2 separate regions of the Mus musculus genome follow, and region 2 is linked to region 1. Evidence: chromatin contacts called from ENCODE POLR2A ChIA-PET data. All regions are on one chromosome and are shown on one strand. Each heading gives the region's core, a stretch centred on a gene start or an enhancer-like site at or near the end of the contact. The rest is flanking DNA. Distances are from core to core; before and after follow the strand shown. Region 1 holds the start of Ep400 (E1A binding protein p400). Region 2 holds the start of Ttc28 (tetratricopeptide repeat domain 28).

The links. ChIA-PET counts read pairs that join two places held with the same protein, here RNA polymerase II (POLR2A).
Region 2: POLR2A ChIA-PET joins it to region 1 with 14 read pairs in embryonic stem cell. The contact joins the promoter of Ttc28 here to the promoter of Ep400 in region 1. POLR2A ChIA-PET finds 5 or more read pairs at or near these places in 3 of 5 experiments (Patski and embryonic stem cell).

The regions. Positions count from the first base shown.
Region 1 is chr5:110,768,051-110,773,810 of GRCm38, forward strand. It overlaps Ep400 (E1A binding protein p400), which reads right to left and starts at 2,667. Exons shown (of 52, transcript NM_029337.2): 1 at 2,442-2,667. Gm15559 (predicted gene 15559) reads left to right here and starts at 2,899. Exons shown (of 2, transcript NR_152254.1): 1 at 2,899-3,212. Pus1 (pseudouridine synthase 1) reads right to left here. Exons shown (of 6, transcript NM_019700.4): 6 at 5,617-5,760.
Region 2 is chr5:110,876,543-110,882,302 of GRCm38, forward strand. It overlaps Ttc28 (tetratricopeptide repeat domain 28), which reads left to right and starts at 3,261. Exons shown (of 23, transcript NM_001267622.1): 1 at 3,261-3,446. The coding sequence starts at 3,363.

The DNA of each region.
Region 1 (5,760 bases), core at 1,417-3,916:
TGGAAGTACTCAGAAGGCAGAGGCAAGAGGATCACAGGTTCAAGTTGAGGATAGGTCTACATAGTTCAAGGCCACCTATGGCTCACCAACCAAAAAAATAAATAAATACAAATAAAAAAGATAATGCTTCTACTTGTTTGCTAACAGCCTCAAGAAACTCATGGACAGGGGCTAATAAAAAGATGGCTCAGCAGTTAAGAGCACTGCCTGCTCGTCTAGAAGGCATGGGTTTAATTCCCACCACCAACATGGTGACTTACAATCCTCTGTAACTCCAGTTCCAGGGTATCTGATTCCCTCTTCTGGCCTCTGTGGGCATCAGGCACCCAAGTGGCACAGAGATATACATGTAGGCAAAACACCTATACACACAAAATAAAAAAAAAAAACAGGGTTGAAGAAACAGCCCAGGAGTCAAGAGCATATGTGCTCTTCAAGAGGATCTGAGTTTGAATCCCAACACCCATGCTGGGTAGCTCATAACCACCAGAAGATCAGACACCCTCCTGTCTCGTCAGGCACACAAGGCAGACAGAGACATACACACACAGAATATAAACATATACAAACACATCACACACACACATACACATACACACACACACACACACACATTTTTTTTTTTAATTTTATGGACAGCCAGAACAAAGCCTTCAGAAACAGGGGCGCCTAATCACTGGAGAGGCGATGACCAAAAGGCTAAGTAAAGATGCTACAGAAAATGGAGGAAATGGTGACTGAGAGCACACAAAAAATTCCCTCCCACCCAGGAATACAAGGCAGCTGAGAGCTGAAAGAGTTAACTGGAGGGGAAGATTAACCCAAGGAAAGGTTACTATGTAGTTGTAAATAAGGTGGCCAGAAAACAACAGACAGCCATTCTGAGGAATGCTATGTTATGACCTTGAGTGGGCCACAAAGAGCAACCCAACACAGAAGCCAAAACACCAGTAAATGCCTCACAGGGACAACAGTATCAACAACATTATGAGGCAGTTATTGTACTGTTGGATGATCATGGTACCTACACAACTTAAAACAGTTTCATTAGATAATGCCAAACGTTTTTTTAAAGTTAGAAGAATACAATAAAAGGAAATAATGACACTTTCGATATTAGGCTATCTTGAGATTTTAAACATTTGGTGGGGAGGAAGATGTGGAGTAGACCTTCAATCCTTTAGTACTCAGGTGGCAGAGGCAGGTAGATCTCTTTTGAGTTCGAGGTCAGCCTGTTTCAGGACAGCCAGAACTACTCAGTGAGACCATGTGTTTTTTGTTTTTTTGGGTTTTTTAAAATATATAAATAAATTAAGGGGGTTAGAGGGGGCTGGGCACTGCAGCAGGAACCAGCACTCCCAGATACGCAAGAGACTGAGGTAGGAAGATAACCTGAGGCCAGGATCTGAGGCCAGCCTGGGACACAAAGATTCCTCTCAATGGCAAGTAAATAAAAACAGCCAGGCATGATGTCTCACACCTGCAAACCCAGTATCAAGGTGGAGGCATCTGGATTGCTAAGAATTACAGACCAGCTTGGACTACTTAATGAGTCTAGTCCAGGCTGATTCGGACTTCCATGAGACTTTTTGTCTCAGAAAACCTAAATACGTAAAAAGAAGATTTAAAGTTAACATGTGGTTTGCCTTGTGGCCATCCAAATTGTATAATTCATATTCATTCATTCATTTTCTCTCTCTCTCTCTCTCACACACACACACACACACACACACACACACACACACCCAGGTACAAGAATCGCGGATCTTCGTGAGCTCAAGGCCAGCCTGGTCTAAATGGCGAGTTAAAAGGCCAGCCAAGGCTCCAGGGTAAGACCCTGACTTAAAATGGAAAAGCGAAACAAAACCAAAACCGAAACAAAACAAGGACCGTTTTTGCCACACGTATAATCGAGAGCACAAGTGACAAGTGCCAGGGATGAGCGCAACCCCCAATTCCAAGTCGCGGTGCTCCAGGATACTGGACCTAGGGACAGACCTGCGGAGACAGCGGCTCGGCGGCTGATGGTACACCTCCGAGCCCCGGCCCGGGGAGCTCTGCCAGATCCCCGGCGTCCTTCCCGCTCTGTCTCCGCTCAAGGCTCTACGTCGCGAAAGGAAGCCCCGCGCGCCGCGGACCAACGGTGCCGCGGGCGTTAAGAGCCCCGCCTTCCCGAGCGCTCGGAAACGGCCGCGCGCCTGCCCAGAAAGAACGGCGCACTCGAGAGCGCTGACCAGAGAAGGGCCTTGCTGAGGCCGGACCACGCGCCGAGCCACCGACCGGTCCCCTCTCAGCGCCGCCCGGCCCCTCGGCCCCGCCCGCCCACGACAAAGCGCCGCCGCGGCCTGGGCCCGCCGCGACGCCAGCAGCAGCAGCACCGCTAAACACAACCGCTCGGCACGCCGCCGTTGCCGCCTACCACCCACCGTCCCGCCTCTCACCCGCTGACGCTATCCCGTTCGCTTGCACCGCGAGCAAAAGCCGCGCTCCGCCGCGTCAGGACAGCCGGGAGGCTCGAGCGCGCCGCAGCCGCTCGGCACATCCGGGTCCACGGGCACAGGAAGTAGCAGCGCCGGTGCTACGGCGCGCGGCGAGGGACTAACGGTACCTATCCTGTAGGGCCGCTCGCAGCCGCGCGGGGTCGCCTGAAGCTGAGGCGCTGCTGACGGCGGAGGCAGGACCGAAGCGGCTTCTTAAGCAGGCGGTTAGGGGCGGAGCTGTATGCAGGAGGTGCGTTGGGCGGAGTTTGGAGAGCGGAGAGCCACCTCAGGGCCGCCTCCGAAAGGCCTCATCCGTACGAGGCGGGACCGCTTCGGACAGGACGAGGGGAGTCGGCGCACGCGCAGGGAAGGGCTGGGGGGGCTGAGGCGGTGCACGCGGGCTGGGGCGTGGCCTCATGGGTACAAGGCGGAGCCTCAGGCCTCGGGGAAGTTCCGGTAGACTCGGGAAGGGGCGTGGCCTCGTCAGTTGGGGGCGGACCCCGAGTTTCACTCAGTTACGCCACCTGGCGACTCGCTCCAGCGGGGGAGGCTGTTTAGGAAAGCTCGAGCGGACCTGATCGCATCCTCTGGGTGTGCTCCGCCTCCGTGGGAAATAGGGGACTAGCCCTATGAACAAAAAGGCGCCTGAGGCGCAGTGAGCAGAAGTCTGAAAATACATCCAGCATCATTAGACATCACAGAAATGCAAAAGAAACCACGACCCAAGAGGAGGTAAGATTGTAGTACGAGTTTGAAAAAGATTTTATATATATATTTTTTGTTGTTGTTGTTTTGTTTTGTTGTTTTGTTTTGTTTTGAGACAGGGTTTCTCGGTGCAGCCCTAGCTGTCCTGGAACTCACTCTGCAGACCAGGCTGGCCTCAAACTCAGAAATCCACCTGCCTCTGCCTCCCAAATGCTGGGATTAAATAAAGGCATGCACCACCACTGCCCAACAAAAGATTATAATTTTAAAAACACTATAAAAAAAAGGAAGAAATTAACTGAGCTTCGTGGCACAAGCTTGTAATTCAGTGGATCTCAGCCTATGGGTCACATATAAGATATCCGGCATGTCAGATATTTATTTCCATTACAACTTATAGCAGTAGCAAAATTACAGTTATGAAGTACCAATGAAATATGGTTGGGGGTCACCACAACATAAGGAGCTGTATTAAAGAGTCACAGCATCAGAATGTTTGAGAACCACTGCTATAATCCCAGAACTTGAGGCTGAAGCAGCAAGATCTGGGGTTCATGCTGGCTTCATCCATTCATCATGTTTGAGGCTGTCCTGGAATACATGAGACCCCATCTCAAAATAAAAAACAGGAGGGAAATGTGTTAGGAAGGAGCCAGTGGAAGTTGTAGGGAATAAGGGGAAATGAAGAGAAGGTGGATATGACCAAAACATACATGCATGAAACTCTAAAATAAAGGATCTTTTTAAAAGCTCAAGATAGGGGTTGGTGAAATGGATCAGCAGTTAAGAGCACGGACTGCTCCTCCAGAGGTCCTGAGTTTAATTCCCAGCAACCACAGGGTGGCTCACAACCATCTGTAATGTGACCCAATGCTCTTCTGGTGTGTCTGAAGATAGCTACAGTGTACTCATATACATGAAATAAACAAATCTTTAAAAAAAAAAAAAAAAGTCCAGGATAACTGGAAAGTTGGCTTAGCCATGAGAGGACCTGAATTCAGTTCTCGGAACCCACATCAGGTGGTTCACAACCATTTGTAATTAGCTCCAGATCTGACAACCTCTTCTGGCTTCCACAGGCATTCACATATACACATGACACACACACATACACATGACATACACACAAACACACACACACATTATAATTTTTAGAAACTTACAAGGGTTTCTGAGCACTGCTGCTTTTGCAAAAAAAAAAAATGAGGTTCCTAGCACCCACATTAGGGAGCTTACATGTACACACACTCACACACATACTTTTTTAAAAAAGATTTTATTTGTTTAATTAGGAGTGTGCACGTGTGTCTAAGTGTGGGATATGCATACATGAACGAGTGTCCTCAGAGGCCAGAAAAGAGGGCTGAGTCCTCTAGAGCTAGAATTATAGGTGGGTATAACCTGCACAGCACGGGTGTTGAGAACTGAACTTGGGCCCTCTGTAAGACCAGCAGGCACTTGTAACTGCTAAGCCATCCCACTAACCGCCAAAATAAATTGTCTATAAGTGTTTTGCCTGCCTGAATGCAGCCTGTTGGATCATCTGGAACTGGAGTTACAGATTGTATGGAGCCACTATATTGCTGCTGGAAAGCAAACCCAACTTCTCTGCAAAAAAAAAAAAAAAAAAGGAATACCCATTTTGAGGACATGACCCCTCCCTGCCTCACGGAGCTGTTACTCCTCTAAAACTGCTTGCTCGCCATTCCGAACAAACCAAAAATGCAGGTCATGGGATGAAGCCATCTGTGTAGGTCTAAGGGCCCCATAACACTGACTATGCTAGAGATCTGAGAATGCCTTCACCCATAAAAGGCGAGAGAGGTCTGGGAGGAGTACACTGTGGACTGAAAGGGCATTCCAAACCTAGTGCTGAGTAAGTGGCCGTGGCTGTCCAGGGATGAGGGATACATGGTTAGCACATAAGAAAGGAGACCCAGTGCCGGGCGTGGTGGCGCACGCCTTTAATCCCAGCACTCGGGAGGCAGAGGCAGGCGGATTTCTAAGTTCGAGGCCAGCCTGGCCTACAAAGTAAGTTCCAGGACAGCCAGGGCCATACAGAGAAACCCTGTCTCGAAAAACCAAAAAAAAAAAAAAAAAAAAAAAAGGAGACCCAGAAGGAGGTGAAGAATACTAGGGCATAAAGGTGGGGGCTGCTGACGCACGGTCCCCCTTGAGGTCTCCCAAGAATAGGCAGCATGAAATCACCAGTGTAGCCACTTCAGAGAAAACCGGGATGGTCTCAAAGGACAGGTCCGGATGGAAGGAAGAGAGTATCAGCAGCAGCCGGGAGCAGACTGCTAGTGGCTACATCTACTGCCTGCCCAGCCAACCACACCCCGTGCTGACCTTCTGTGCCTACCCCTCAGCTATCCCGAACACAGCAGTGTTGCACTCATCTCACAGCCAGAAAAGGAAAATAGGCAAAGAATAATTCACTAAGCAAAACATATTTAATAGGAAAAAAAAAATCACTTTTTTTAAAAAGTGCCCTTTCATGCTAAGGTGTATACACACGATGCATGGGCTAAAGTCGGCAGCTGATTCCTGGGATGAGAATTTAATATCCTGAGGT
Region 2 (5,760 bases), core at 2,011-4,510, 110 kb after region 1:
ATAAAAAAAATGCATTTAGTAATATTCCAATAATGCACACAGAGCTCCCCTGGAAACTCCATCCATGATCACAGTGCTGTCTGCTATGACAGAGGAGGCGGCTGCTGTTGCAATCAAGGCCATGGCAAAATAACTGGCTTCCAGGGTGGTGGTGGTGGTGGCAGCAGCAGTGATCCATGAGCCTACAGAGGCCCCTCCCCCAGTCAGGTTCTGCTCTGGCTGGGACCTTGGCTGGACTCCTGTTCAATTTATTTGATGTTTTATTATGGTTTTCCTCACCCCTTCAAACTGTCGGGGAGACCCTGCCCTTGTCCTAGCTACCTTGTCCAGGAATGAGGGAGCCATGGCCTTGGTGAAGCTACCTGCTTCTCTCGCAGCCCTGATGGGGGCAAAGGGATTTGGGTACTGATGTGTTAGAATAGCAGCTAGTGTCTGACATTGCTTACCAGGCCAAAGCAGTTCCATGTGTAAGAGGTTTTACTGGGGACAGAGAGGGGAGAGAGAGAAAGACAAAGGGGAAAAGAAAAAAAGCGAAAGGGGGTACCCAGGTGAGTGTGGGAAGCAGGGCTCTGGGAAGGTATGTGGTAGCTATAGCAACAGGTGACACCTATGTGTGACATCCTGAGTTTGGAGTGGGTCTGCAAAACTGGTCTTTGGATGCCAACAGGCACTGCTTGTGGTTTAGGTTCCCCTATCCTTTTTTTCTTTTTAATTCAATTTGGAATCAGAAAAAATATATATATTTAGTAGTTCCAATAATGCACACAGAGTGTATGATATATGGGTTCCCCTGGTAACCCCATGGTCGGCTGGGAGTTCTAGGGCCTCAATACCCTCTGGCTTCTGTGGGCACTGTGCATGCAGGTGGTGCATAGACAGACATCAAAAAACACCATTCACATAAAATTAGAAGAAGGAGGAGGAGAAGGGGAGAGAAGAAGTTTTTTAAGACTTATTTTATGTAGGTGAGTATTGCCTACCTGTATGTACAGGGAAGAAAGAGGGTACTGGTGCCTCTGGAACCGGAGTACAAATAGATAATTGTGAATCATCTGGGATCTGAACCCAAGTTCTCAGCAAAAGCAACAGGTGCTCTTAAGCTCTGTGTCTTCTGGCCTCTTTACATCACTATGAACCCTGAACTGCCAAAAGTAACAAAGACTTCTTACATACCCTAAGGCTGGCTGTTGTGACAATCCTTTGATGCTTAGAAATGGAAACATTGTTTGTGGCCTGCACTTTACCTCATAAAAAGTGGAATTTGTTTCAGGAGTTCACAGGAACACCTGCAGGACAATTCTAATAGCAACTTTAGTTTGCTTGTTTGTTTGTTTCTGACCCATTGTAACTTTGCTAATTGATGACTGCTCACATTGTAGCTTATTGGCTAAGCTACATTGAGCACTTTGCTTCAGAAACTCCACCAGGAGAGGACATTCATGAGCAAACAGTTGTTCCTGTGAATGGCTGTTGGTAGGCTCACTCCCTTGGGAGGCCGTTCTGAGGTTCCGCTGGTCCAGTGCAGAGGACAAATGGGAAATGAGTTGGCTTGAGTATTTAATGCAATGAAGGTAAGGAGGACAAAAGAGTGGGTGCCAAGACTGCATGGCAGGATTCTGGAGGAATGAGAAGCTAGGGGAAAGGAAGTCCTAGAGCTGGAGAAGTTTAAGGTAGGGGGCCTGGTGAGAAGAGCCAAGAAGAGCCCATTGTTAGCCTAGAAGAGCCAAGAGTAATTGTTAAACTGAGAGCGCCTAGGGGCTAGCATGTACTTTGATATGCTAATATGCACCAGGAAGAGCCCCTCTAACAGACTCTGGGAACCCTTTTCTTCAGTAGATTGGTTCCTGTCTTAGGGTTTTATTGCTGTGAACAGACACCGTGACCAAGGCAACGCTTATGAAAAACAACATTTAATTGGGGCTGGCTTACAGGTTCAGTGCTTCAGTCCATTATCATCAAAGAGGGAGCACAGCAGAATCCAGGCAGGCATGGCACAGGCAGAGCTGAGAGTTCTATGTCTTCATCCAAAGGCTGCTAGTGGAAGACTGACTTTCAGGCAACTAGGGTGAGGATCTTAAACTCATACCCACAGTGACACACCTACTCCAACCAGGCCACATCTGTTCCAACCAGGTCACACCTCCAAATGGTGCCACTCCCTGGCCCAAGAATATACAAACCATCATAGTCCCTCTGTGGAAAGACTGCACAAGAATCACAGACTGAAGACTCATGTCATATTTGATCCAGGTAGACAAGATCCAAGGCAGAAAGGTATGCCTGAAGGTGAGAGAGACCTTTCCCGGACTCTGTTACATGATCAGGAATGTTCAGGACTCAGTTACATGATCAGTGGTGGTGCAGGCCTTTAAACCCAGCACTCGGGAGGCAGAGGCAGGCGGATTTCTGAGTTCGAGGCCAGCCTGGTCTACAGAGTGAGTTCTAGGACAGCCAGGGCTACACAGAGAAACCCTGTCTCAAACAAAACAAAAGAAAAAATCATCAGGAATATTCTTTTTTGTTTACTAGGTTAAGTTCTCATCACTGTGTATGATAAAGATGAGAGGAACAAACAAGTATGTAAAAGTTCCAAGAGTAACGAGGCAGTAGTGCACGCTTTGAGGTAGCCAGAAATCCGCCTGCCTCTGCCTCCCGAGTGCTAGTTTTTTTTTTTTTTTTTTTTTTTTAATGTAATGTGCATTGGTGTTTTGTCTGCATACATATGGGTGTGAGGCTGTCAGATTCCCTGAAACTGGAGTTGCAATTGTGTGTTGTCATATGGGTGATGGGAATTGAATCCTGGTTCTCTAGAAGAGCAACCAGTGCTTTTAACCGCTGAGCCATCTCTCCAGCTCCAAGTTCACAGTTTTTAAGGAGACGAGGCGCTGCACTTTTTCCAGGGATCCCTCGGTTCTTAACTGCTCGAAACACAAGGTCTGACCTTCCAGAGAGCCACTCAGTAAGGACAGCATCCTTGGATGCAGGAGGTGGGTTTCTGAAGATTCGATCCTAGCTAGATAAGGGAGGGCGCCGACACAGGCCAAGGAGGCCAGCGTTCGCCGAGTCACTCTACTCTGGCGCCTTCACGGGCCGGGCCCCGCGTGGTGCCCTCCGGGTGGTCCGCAGTGCGGCGGGGGGCCGCGCAGAGCCGGGAACAGCGAGCGAACAGCTCCGGGAGGGCTCAGGCCGGGAACGCACTTGCGCGGTGCGAGCTGTCTCGGCGGGCGCGCGGGCGCGTGCGCGGTGAGGGCGGGGGCGCTCGGCGGCGCGCGGCACGGCAGGAACATGGCGCGCGGGAGCGGTGCGCGCGCCTAGCTGGCGGGACCGTTAGCTCTAGGCAGACGCCGACGGGCCCCGCGGGGATGGAACAGCCGCCGCCTCTGGCGCCCGAGCCGGCCTCGGCGCGGAGCCGCAGGCGGCGGGAGCCGGAGTCTCCGCCGGCGCCGGTGAGTGTGAGCGGGGCGCGGGCCGGGAGACTTTCTTTGTGAAACTCTGTCGGTGCGAGCCGGGCCGGGCCTCGGCGGCCGACGATGACCTGCAGGCGGAGGCCCCTCCGCTCGTCAGGGTTCGAGCCCCGCAGCGAATCATTAGGCAGACCCTGTGCATCATCTGCCTGCCTGCCTCAGTTTCCACGGCTGTGTGCTTGGAATGCACTGGGCACCTAATCTCCCGCACCTCCTCTTCCTCGACCCCGCCCCCTCGGAGCGGGACGGGGCTGGGGTGCGGGGCGGGGGCATCCGAGTCCACCGGGGCGGCTGGGAGGCTCGGGGGTCCCCATCCCAGGTGTGGTTGCTAGGGAGTGGGCTTTTGGTCCCTAGAAGGCTACAAGGTTGTTGGTGTCTCACCACAAGCAGGTACTGGAGAGCTTTAGGTCTACCTGGGCTTCCAAGTGTTTGGGTGTGTCTCTCAGAGTGAGGGATGCTGAGCAAAATGGACTTTTTCCTGGCTGGAGTAGTGTAGTCTTTCTCCCTCTACTCTGTGGTGTGTTTTCAAGCCACTAACTAGCCGGGGTATAAAGTAATAATCTGGAGCCACATACTGCACCAAGAGACACACGCACAAAGTGGTTTCCCAAGGCAGAGAAGGAAAATTTGAATTTTTAGCAAGTTTTCAAAGCTGTGACTGGGGGTGGGATGGGGGGCGGTGTCTGGCGAGCTGTAAAGTGTCCCATAAGCAGACAACTTTCCCTGCATGGTACCTAGTATGTAGTAGATGTTCAGTATGTATTTGTAGGACTGAATGATCCTGGGGTTGCAATTTAGGAGCCCTTGAGACACTTAAGATGTCATTTGAGATAAACATCTGTCAGTCTTAACTTCATATGATTTTTCTCAGCACCCGGGTTAACTTTTGTCGCTATTTATAATGTGATATTCCCAGTGTACTTTAGTAAAAAAGAACAAGGTATATGTTGATTAGGGTCAGCTAGTATCCTGGCAGGGTATAAAGGGTCAGCTCTGTATATCGATTAAATTCTGAGGGTCAGGGAGATAGATAGACGTCTCAGTGGGTAAAGGGGTCTGCTACCATGCCTGAGCACCCGGGTTGGATTCCTGGGACTCACACAGTAGGATAGACTGGACTCTGGCAAGTTGTCCTTTGACCTCCCTGCCAGGTGCAAAAAAGCACACACACACACACACACACACACACACACACACACACACACATACACACACAATAAAATAAAATAAAATAATTAAATCTGAATTTTAAAAATGTACTATTTCCTTATCTTCATTTAAGAACATTATTATTCTAGTATTTTGTTTTTCGAGGTAAACAGTTACATTTTCCCTTAAAAATTTAAAAGTATTTTTATGTAAATGAGTGTTTTGTTTACATGGATGTGCGTGTAGCAGAGGTGAAAAGGACATCGGATCCCATCTGGAGTTACATATGGTTATGAGCCTCGAAATGGTTGCTGAGAGCTGAACCCTGGCCCTTTGCAAGAGCAGCTAGTGCTTTGACCCCCGAGTCATCTCGTCTCTAATATTTACATTTCCATCATGCAAATCTGGATTATTATTTATTCAAGAAAGTTGGCAGTTGCTCTTTTGTATGTTTTTTTTTCCCAATACAATTGTTTGAGGTTATGGATTTTTTCCCCTTCATGTTGTTGAATTTCATTTAATTGATTTCACTTCAGTAGGGTCTTTCAGTAAATAGAGAATTCAAGTATAAGAAAGGACCGTGAGCCTGGCAGTGGTGGCGCACGCCTTTAATCCCAGCACTTGGGAGGCAGAGGCAGGCGGATTTCTGAGTTCGTGGCCAGCCTGGTCTTGGGGAAAAAAAAAAAAAAAGAAGAAGAAGAAAGACCATGAGAGGTGAGATTGAGTCTGGAGGAGAAAAACATAAGGTCAAGGGTGTCATCTCCAGGTGCGTTGTTTTATAACTTGGGATATTTTCTTTTCTCTTTCTTTTTTAAATTGTCTTTAGGGGTTGAGGAAATGGCTCAGTGGGTAAAGTGCTTTCTATGCAAGCAGAGGAGCTCCATTCCGCTGCTCCCACCTGAGGCTGGGCCAGGTGGCGGGGACCTGTAACCCCAGAGCTGGGAATGTGGAGGTGGAGGTAGGTGGATCCCTGGTGCTCACTGGCCAGCTGGCCTGTCCAAAACAGTGGGCTTTGGGTTTAGTGAGAAAGCCGGGCAGTGGTGGCACACACCTTTAGTCCCAGCATTCAGGAGGAAGAGGCAGGCAGATCTTTATGAGTTTAAGGCTAGTCTGGTCTACATAGAGTTCCAAGACAGCAGGACTGTTG